Linked DNA regions of Homo sapiens: region 2 is linked to region 1. A link is an interaction called in ENCODE POLR2A ChIA-PET data of the cell type or tissue named here. Cell type or tissue: PC-9. All regions are shown on one strand.

Region 1 (5,000 bases):
TAGGAATCCTCTCTTCAAAAAGTGCTTACATTCAACATTTTGTGTATGATTTTGGGGGCTTCAAACTTTTATTTCCCCTTTCCTCTACCCATAAGACCCTGGTTAAAATTCCGTGCTCTAGAATTTCACAGTTTGATCAAAGAGGCAATGCAGTTAATAAACCCCTTTTGGCTTCCCTTACTTAAAACTCTTCTGCTTTTTCCTTCTGATACCCACCCTGCTTTCAGTCCTTCTTGCCTTGTGTCCCATTCTCAGCTAAAAACTAAATTTTAGGGCCCATCAGTACTTTCCGGTCATGGCAGTGGGAGATAATTACTACAGGTGGCCATCTCTCACAGAAATCATTACTGTAGTACTGTCTTGTATTACCTTAGGATACTTATCAAACTTCCTTTATTTTGGAAAGGAGAAGGCCAAGTAAGGAAAGACTTAGTAGATGTTCCAGAGTTTATTTTATAAGGAAGAGGTGCATCTCTCCGTAGACTCTTAAGTCTAGAGAGAACTTAGATTGTGATCAGAGAACCTAGGATGGTTATTAAACACTAAAGTTAAACCCAAATTAGAGGGTCATATCTCTTCATGGTTTGTGTTTATGGGAAACTTTGTATTGGGCTCAGTATTTTAGGTGATACTGTTTTTCATTGTGCGAGACTGCCCCCCACACTGCAGGAAGTCTAACTTTTCTGGCCTTGCCCACTAAATGGCAGTAGTACCCCCAGGTCCTTGTGATTACTGGAAACTCTCCTGTCTACTCCCATTGCCCCCTAGAGGGCAAAATCAATCCTGGTTGATAAACACTGGGCTTGATGGATTTTGATTTATTTTTTGACAGTGTTAATCTTTTTGTAGAGCCCCTGTTGCTAATGTTCTTTCGAAATAGGACAATGCTTCCCCTCTTTCTCTAGTGCCTTCTTTCTTTCTTTTTTGGAGACAGGGTCTCGCTCTGTTGCCTAGGCTGGAGTGCAGTGTCACAATCATGGCTCACTGCAGCCTTGACCTCCTCAGGCTCAGGCAGTCCTCCTGCCTCAGTCTCCCAGGTAGCTGGGACTAGAGGCTCATGCCACCGTGCCTGGCTAATTTTTGTATTTTTTATAGAGACGGGGTTTCACCATGTTGCCCAGCTGGTCTCAAACACCTGGTTTCAAGAGATCCTCCCACCTCGGCCTCCCAAAATGCTGGGATTACAGACGTGAGCCACCATGCCCAGCCTCTAGTGCCTATAAATGTAGACCAGTCAGATGAACTTGTGAGCTCTGAGCTCAGGTGACCTCTTGTTCTAGAATTTTATAATTATCATGTCAAGATTCCTCACATCCCAAGGAGATGGCTTGGGAAGCACGCTCTGGGAAAATTTAAGCAAAATAACTATTTTGTGACTTACTTTTGGTCCTGTGGCAAGTCAGCATCAGTATTTGAAATTCGCCTCCCCTCAGCCATGCTGCCAGTAGCCTCTTTCTGCTGTGACTGGTTTCTGTGTTAAATTTTGTACAGCTACTTCAGCAAGTTCAGATTTGCTTATTTTCTTACTGTAATATATGAACAATTGAGGATTAAAACAACTTGTCTTTTATGAGACGTGATTTTCTTTGGTAAGCAGTTGTAGTCGGTAGCATCACGTTTAGTGGTCTCTGAGGTCTTTCTCCAAATTTTTAGCATTTCTATGGGGGCAGAAGATTTACTGTAAACTTGGTTAAACTCTCCTATGGCCTTAATGGGAAAAGGAAGGGGGACTTTGTTACATGAACTCCATTATTTGTATTTTTTCCTAAAACTGGTCTTACCTTGGGCACCGTGTTGCATGCATCTTTCCAGTCACTGTATAGCAGCAAACATTCTGTACCTTATGATTGTTTCCAGAGAGCAGCAGTACAGAACAGGTTTCCCTGCCACTTCCTGGACCAGTGGTCCCCAAACTGTTTTCTAGGGTCTGAGGAGGAAGTGCCTCAGGAACTGCTTCAGGCTGCAGAGAAAGGCCTAGAAGTGGGCTGGCCACAGCTCCTGGGCTCCCAACCTCATTCGAACAGCAGCAGCTCTCTTAGGATCTTATGTTATCTGTGAGTTCCACTTCATTTAAAGAAAGGGTTCTGCTGCTTAAAGGAGGGTTGAGAATCCCTGTCCTAGATAAACTAGAATTTCAGAGCTAGAAAACAAGTCCTAAATAGGGATTGCGCTTTATTTCCCAGAGTGATGCTTCCATGAGACTTGGCTGGACCTATAGTTGCTTTTCTGAGGGTTCTCTTCAATCTCCAGTTAAACTCCCCTCAGTCTCTTTTTTCAAAGGCATCACTATGGTTTTGAGTGTTTTCTAGGACCTTTAGAAATAATAGGACCCAGACAGTTGTAACCATATAAACTGACATAAGTACGAATCTACTTTAATGCATATTAACCGACATCACAAGGACCACTCTTTTCCCTCTTTTCTCTAGTGTCTCTTAAAAATCTGTTATACTAAAGCTCTTTTTTCCTGATCCATGGTTTAGTTCCATATTTGAAATCACTTTTTTTTCCTATTTGGTTTCTCTGCTACTGTGGTCTGGCTGTGTTAGCTTGTCATCTTTTTCAACTGATAAACATGTTTTCTGTTACTCCTTCCACTTTTCCTTCCTATTTTGACTTAAGTTCTTCACATTCATCTCTTACTTATTTCTTCTTCCTTCCCCTGTCATCCTTTCCACTTTCCACCTTTTATTTCCCTCCTCCCATGCTTTTTTGGGGCATTATTTGCAACTCCAAAGACAAATGGTATCTGGAGGCATTTTCTTATTTTATTAACTTTGTCTTCTAATCATAGAAATGACATAAAAGATAATATCTTTGCTGGGCACGGTGGCTCATGCCTGTAATCCCAGCACTTTGGAGGCAGAGGCGGGTGGATCACGAGGGCAGGAGATCGAGACCATCCTGGCTAACATGGTGAAACCCCTTCTCTACTAAAAATCCAAAAAATTAGTCAGGTGTGGTGGCGGGCGCCTGTAGTCCCAGCTACTCAGGAGGCTGAGGCAGGAGAATGGCATGAACCTGGGAGGCGGAGCTTGCAGTGAGCAGAGATCGTGCCACTGCACTCCAGTCTGGGCGACGGCAGAGCGAGACTCTGTCTCAAAAAAAAAAAGAAAAAAAAAATTAGGCCAGGCGCAGTGGCCCATGCCTGTAATCCCAGCACTTTGGGAGGCCGAGGCGGGTAGATCACCTGAGGTCAGGAGTTCGAGACCAACCTGGCCGACATGGTGAAACCCTGTCTCCACTAAAAATACAAAAAATAAGCCGGGTGTGGTGGTGCATGCCTGTAATCCCAGCTACTCAGGAGGCTGGGACAGGAGAATCGCTTGAACCCAGGAGGCGAAGGTTGCAGTGAGCCGAGATCATGCCACTGCACTCCAGCCTGAGTGACAGAGTGAGACCTTGTCTAAAAAAAAAAAAAATCTTAACCATGTAATAAGTGATTATGGTTGTTGGTGCTGAGTCACTATATTCACTTTGTGTGTGTATGTGAGGGGTGCTTAATTTGCATAGACACTTCCATTTTTGTCCTTTTTTTCTTTCAGGTTGCTAGGAAGAGGCTCAATGTTTGTGTTTTCACCAGATCAGTTTCAGAGACTGCTTAAAATTAATCCAGACTGGAAAACCCACAGACTTCTTGATTTAGGTGCTGGAGATGGAGAAGTCACAAAAATCATGAGCCCTCATTTTGAAGAAATCTATGCCACTGAGCTTTCTGAAACTATGATATGGCAGCTTCAGAAAAAGAAATACAGGTATAATTTTCTTGGTTTTAGATGCATTTCTTCTTGAAAGTATATTATTTAAAGGATATGAATAAAAAATGATCTTCCATGATTAGAAATTTAAAAAATCATCTCATACATAATTAACTGGAAATGTAGAGAAATAATCTTCTGGTAGCAGTATTTTTCTGGAGCGGAGGGGTTGGCACTATAGGTAAGAAAAGCACTAGCGAGAGACAACTTGGAAAAGGCAGATCAGAAGAAGGGACTTCTTCCCTAATCAGAATGTGGCATTCTCAAAAAAAATTTTTTTAAGTAGTGGTAAAATACACATAGCATAGAATTTACTGTTGTAACTATTTTTAAGTGTACAGTTCAGTGGTATTAAGTACATTTACATTGTTGCATAATCATCACCACTATTCATCTCCAGAAATTTTTGTCTTCCGAAACGGAAACTCTGTACCCAATAAACAATAACTCCCCATTTTTCCCTCCTCGTAACCCCTGACAACCACCATTCTACTTTGTCTATGAATTTGACTATTCTGGGTATTTCGTATAAGAGGAATTATATACATTAGCTCCTTGTGACTGGCTTATCGCATGTAGCATAATGTCTTCAAGGTTTACTCATGTTGTACCATGGGCCAAAATTTTCTTTTCTTTTCTTTTCTTTTTTTTTTTGAGATGGAGTCTTGCTCTGTCACCCAGGCTGGAGTGCAGTGGCACGATCTCGGCTCACTACAACCTCTACCTCTCAGGTTCAAGCAATTCTCCTGCCTCAGCCTCCCAAGTAGCTGGGATTACAGGCATATGCCACCATGCCTGGCTAATTTTTTTGTAGTTTTAGTAGGGATAGGGTTTCACTATTTGGCCAGGCTGGTCTCGAACTCCTGACCTCAAGTAATCCAAAGTGCTGGGATTACAGGTGTGAGCCACTGCGCCTGGCCCAAAATTTTCTTTAAGGATGAATGATAATTCGCTGTATGCATGTACCACATTTTGTTTACCCATTTATCTGTCAGTAGATATTTGGGTTGTTTCTACCATTTGGCTGTTGTGAATAATGCTGCTATGAACATGGGTGTACAGATACCGACTTGAGCCCCTACTTTTACTTCTTTTGGGTATAGACCCAGAAGTGGAGTTGCTGGATCACATGGCTAAGTCTGGGTTTAATTTTTTGAGGAATTGCAATACTTTTCCATTGCTGCTGCACCATTTTACATTCCCACCAGCAATGTAGTACAAGGGTTTCAGTTTCTCCACTCC
Region 2 (5,000 bases), 1.9 Mb after region 1:
CAAAACACTGGAAAGTGTGCAAATTCACAATATTTTTGTTGTTTTTGAGACAGATTCTTGCTCTGTCTCCCAGGCTAGAATGCAGTGGTGTGATCATGGCTCGCTGCAGCCTCAAACTCCTAAGGTCAAGCAGTCCTCTCACCTTGGCCTCCCAAGTAGCTGGGACTACAGGTGGGCACCACCACACCCAGGTAATTTTTTTAAAAAATTTTTTGTAGAGATGGGGGTCTCGCTATGTTGCCCAGGCTGGTCTCAAACTCCTGGCCTCAAGTGATTCCTCACCTCAAACTCCCAAAGTGCTGGGATCACAGGCGTGAGCCACCATGCCCAGCCTACAGCTTCCCTGAATACATCAGAGAGCCCAGATCACAGGGCAACAACCAAGTAACCTGAAATCTAAGGAAAAAAACAACCTCCAAGGATTGACAAAAGGCAATACCAATAGTAACAACTAAGCTAGAATTATTTAAAAATTGTCTACAGGCCAGTGTGAGCTACCAAGAGAATACAGAATTTCTGGAGGCTGCAACAAAAAGAAAATAAGCTCTTCTCCAGAGGCTCACGAAAACAGCGGGAAGGCCTGAAGGCGGGATTAGGGGGAGAAGAGTAACAAACCCTGCAGCCTTAGAGCACCGGTGGAACCCACTGCAGCTAGAGAAAAAACAGGGGAGAAAAAACAAAAACAAACCCTAGTACCCTTGGAGGAGGAGCAGGAATTATGTCCTGGGCCCAGATCTACACTGGGGTGAGGCAGGATCACAAACAGATCCTACCAAGACCCAGGATGCAGTGCCTGCCTAAGAACCAGGCTGAATCAGAACAGAGACTGGCCCTGCCCGCCACCCTATCCCTCTGACAAGGGATGGCTGTCTACTGCTACGAGTGGCAAGAACAAGGAGAAAGGCTCTCTCTGAGGTGCAGAGGAAAGTGAAGACCTACAGCTGAGAGAACAGATACTGAAGAAAACTAACAAACTAGCTAGCCCCCAACCTAAACATCAGCTAACACTAGAGGAATCTGAAGTCTGATATAGTAACTACAGCAACAACAAATCTCACACCCAGCTCAAATCCTGTCTACCAAAAGGAAAGCTCTACCCAATTCCAGGGATTAAAAACTCCTTACCTCACTGATGGATATGCCAATTACCCTGATTTGATCACTACACATTGTATGCATGTACCAAAATATCACATTGTACTCCAATAAATGTGTATAAGTATGTGTCAATTAAAAATAAATCCACAGCCGGGAGCGGTGGCTCACGCCTGTAATTCCAGCACTTTGGGAGGCTGAGGCAGGCGGATCATTTGAGGTTGGGAGTTTGAGACCAGCCTGAGCAATGTGGTGAAACCCCATCTCTACTAAAAATACAAAAATTAGCCAGGCATGGTGGCAGGTGCCTGTAATCCCAGCTACTCGAGAAGCTGAGGCACAAGAATTACTTGAACCCAGGAGGCGGAGGTTGCAGTGAACAGAGATCGCCCCACTGCACTCCAGCCTGGGCAACAGAGTGAGACTCTGTCTCAAAAGAAAAAAAAAAAAAAGAAGTAAATAAAAATAAATCCACTAAATGATTACTGAAAGATCTTTTGTAACTATAAAATATTTTATGTCTGCACGTTGTTACTTTTATCACAATAGTATTTTTCAAACTCTAGCTCATAGGTAGCATTTATCTGTACTTCATAGTAAGGTTCCACTATTTCAGGAAAAGAGGTTAAAGATGGGCATGGTGGCTCACGCCTGGGAGGCTGTGGGAGGATCATTTGAGCCCAGTAGTTTGAGACCAGCGTGGGTAACATTGCAAGACCCTGTCTCTACAAAAAATACAAATATTTGGTGTAAGTGAGACAGCAAGTGAGACAGAGACAGAGAGAGAGGAAGAGAGTGTGTGTGTTTGTGTGTGTGTGTTGGGGTGTGGGTGGGAGAATAATAATAAATGAAAAAATTAGTTGGGTATGGTGGCACACGCCTGTAGTCCCAGCTGCTTGGGAGACTGAGGCAGGAAAATGGCTGGAGTCCAGAAGGTCGAGGCTACAGTGAGCCATGACTGCACCACTGTGCTCCAGCCTAGGTAACAGGGCAACACCTTGTCTCAAAAAAAAAAAAAAAAAAAAAAACCAAAAGGTTAGTTTTTAGGCAAACAAGTCTTTTAAAAGATAAATAAGTGCTTTAGTGACATAGGTAGCTTGTATTTTGACCTTTTTCATGCTGTGGTTTCCTATGATTTCCAGGCAACAGGGAAAAAAGCAAACCCTACATCATCTTTCCAGGTTTGCACTATGGCTTTTAAAGGTAAGTAGATAAAAGATTTATTGCGTAAAAAAAAAAAAAAAAAACTCTACCTCAGTGTCTATGGTCCTACATAAGAAGTACAGCTTTCAACAAAAAATTATAAGGCAGATGAAAAAGCAAGAAGATACAGGCCTAGTCAAGAGGAAATAAGACACAGTAAGGCAAGTCAGACCTTGTTTCTTCAGCATCTGATAAGCGTCTCGAATCTTGATGTCTTCCGGAAACCAGACTGTCCAACTGAAGAGTATTTCAATGACTCTTCCTTTAACTTTTCCTGTGGCCCAGGACCCCAGGTACTGAAAGTAAAAAGGAAAGAGAATTCTAGAGCTGGAAGGGACTTGGGAGACCGACACTTTAACTAAAGAGGTAGCTGCTGAGGCCCAGAGACACAAGCTCCCAGGCGCGGTATGAGTGTGAGGAGAGACTAGAGGCCACACCATCTGGCGCCCAGCCCCGGAGCCCTTCCTGGGATTCAAGGAATTCATCTCGGCAATACTCACACTAAACCCCACCATGCAAGAGCCTGGGTCAGAGCCTGTTCTACACCACTGGGGACAGTCATTTTTTGCCTTGGACAAGAATATAATAATAAAATTTGGTCTTTGTTTCCGTTCCTGGCACAGAACTTCAAAAATCCTTGGAATTTCCTGAGTCACAAGAGTGTCTTGTTATTCAAGAGACACACTCGCAGGGTGCACCTGAGTTTTCACTAATGACTTACAGTGAGTGCCTAGAGAGCTTCAAGGGCTGGCCACTCCAAAGAGATCAACCTTGTGATCAGAGGGCTGAAACTTTCAGCCCCATCCCCTGACCGGTGCCCCCACATCCCCCCACCTGTGGAGGTGGTGGGGCGGGCAGGGGGGTGTGAACTAGAGATTGAGTTCAACTATGTGGCCAATGATTTGACCGATCATGCCTAGGTAATAAAACCTAGTGCTAGTTCAAGCCAGCAATGATGTGTAAAAAAACAAAACAAAACAAAAAAACCTCAGATGAAAACACTGAAACAAGGAAGCTCAGAGAGCCTCTCAGTTGAACCTACGTTGGGAGGATGGCAAGCTCAGAGTCCAGGGGAGGGCACAGCAGCTCTGTCCCCTCTTGCCCCACCAAGACCTTGCCTATGTATCGCTTCCATTTGTATCCTTTACAATAAAACAGGGATAGAAAGTATAGTGCTTTCCTGTGTACGTGAATCATTCTAGGGAATTATGGAATATGGGGCGGTGGGGGTCATAGGAACCCCTGAATCTGCAGCTGGGGATGCAGAAGTGCAGCAGCTTGAGGACACATGAGACTCACGGCTGGCAGCTGAAACACAGGAAGCCTAAGCAGCACTGAGCCCTCACTGCGTGGGGTCCGGGTAGCATGCAACTCAGGGGAGTGTCAGAACTGAAATGAACTGTAGGACCCATGGCCAGCATCGGCACTGTTGTGGGAACACAACAAGGCAGGGCTCAATGTTGGTTACCTGAGACTGGCTGAGCTAAGACAGGTGCCAGGAGGACAGGTACAGAGGACAAGGCAGGAGGTGATAGGAAACTTTCACGCCACCCCTGGGATCTCTCACTGTCTCTATCAGGAACCTGTGCCTCCAAGCTGGAGTTCCTCATCTCCTCTAGGCCACACGTTCCCCAGGCCTTCTTAAAAGGGAAATGTGAAAATGCTAACAGTGAGGGGCAGGGGTCAGCTAATGAGCAGAGCCTCTTCCTAGAGCTTGGAGAGGAGAGCGCTTCTTTCACAGGCAGGAGCAGGTTTTGTCCATGCGTGGGCCTGCCTCTGGCCTGAGGAGGGAGCCAGGAGTTTGACAGTGGGCGTAGGTGCGACACAGTCAGCAGAGCCAAGCCCAGGTACTCACCTTTGGGGACAACACTTTGATCAGTTCGTTCAGGAAACGAAATTTGGCCACCTCGCTGTGGAACTTCTCCCCACAGTGGTTCATGCACATCTCCAGCACCTGCACAGACACAGGACCCCCAGGAGAAGGTGGAAAGCCAGTGGTCCCAGGCTCCCCTCCAGGCTGGTAATCACTTGCTGGAGACTGCGCTGGAACCAAGGCTAACCCTGCCTCAAGCCTATGAGGACACTGAAGTTTTGATGAAGAGGACGTTTTCAGATCAAGAAAAAAATGTCCCCTGTTCAATCTTGCTATAACTGCCTGAGGTTTATGCCCAGGAAATAGCTTAGTGAGGTATGTCAAACCCTGAGGTCACCCCACCTTTTAAGGAGACCCTTTGAGAGGAGAAAGTGGCTAAAGAACCAACCCCTCCCCAGAGGCAGAGATCTGGTATCCAGTGCCCAAGACCAGCCGGATGTCACCCACTGGCACTCAAGAGGCAAGCTGAGCCTGCAGACCCCTCCTCTCGTCCATACTGTGGCTTTCAACACTGCAAATTAGTCACCAACATCTAAACACTCAAACATATACAAAGACCTAAACTAGCAACCCTGAGCCCATACTCATACCTGCCAACAGCTAGTGGGCCCTGTGCTAGAACTGCCCTCTCTAGAAAAGGCACATGAACTTGCCAGCCCTGGTCTAAGAAGGGCAAATGAAATAAAACCTTCCTTTCCTTCTCCCACAGTAGACTCAATGCTGCCCTGAAGAAACAGACGAGAAACAGGAGGAAGAAGGGTGGGGACCCTGGCCCAGATCTCCCTCCTCCAACCTGCTGTGAAGGTAAACCTCTCAGGGGACCTCCCTT

The links. Peaks named below come from ENCODE experiments on the same cell type or tissue, not always from the same donor. Only the 100,000 strongest peaks of a DNase experiment are listed, where the experiment ranks them.
Region 2: POLR2A ChIA-PET joins it to region 1 with 8 read pairs; 1 of 35 experiments calls an interaction of 5 or more read pairs at or near these places.

The regions. Positions count from the first base shown.
Region 1 is chr16:21,614,320-21,619,319 of GRCh38, forward strand. It overlaps METTL9 (methyltransferase 9, His-X-His N1(pi)-histidine), which reads left to right. Exons shown (of 5, transcript NM_016025.5): 3 at 3,546-3,755. Among named protein-coding and RNA genes, the nearest start is that of METTL9, 17 kb to the left of the region's middle. In PC-9, no CTCF peak of the experiment used is centred here; no DNase peak of the experiment used is centred here; H3K27ac peaks cover 1,718 bases.
Region 2 is chr16:23,489,207-23,494,206 of GRCh38, forward strand. GGA2 (golgi associated, gamma adaptin ear containing, ARF binding protein 2) reads right to left here. Exons shown (of 17, transcript NM_015044.4): 4 at 4,154-4,252; 5 at 2,471-2,594. Among named protein-coding and RNA genes, the nearest start is that of GGA2, 19 kb to the right of the region's middle. In PC-9, no CTCF peak of the experiment used is centred here; a DNase peak (open chromatin) is centred at 2,942.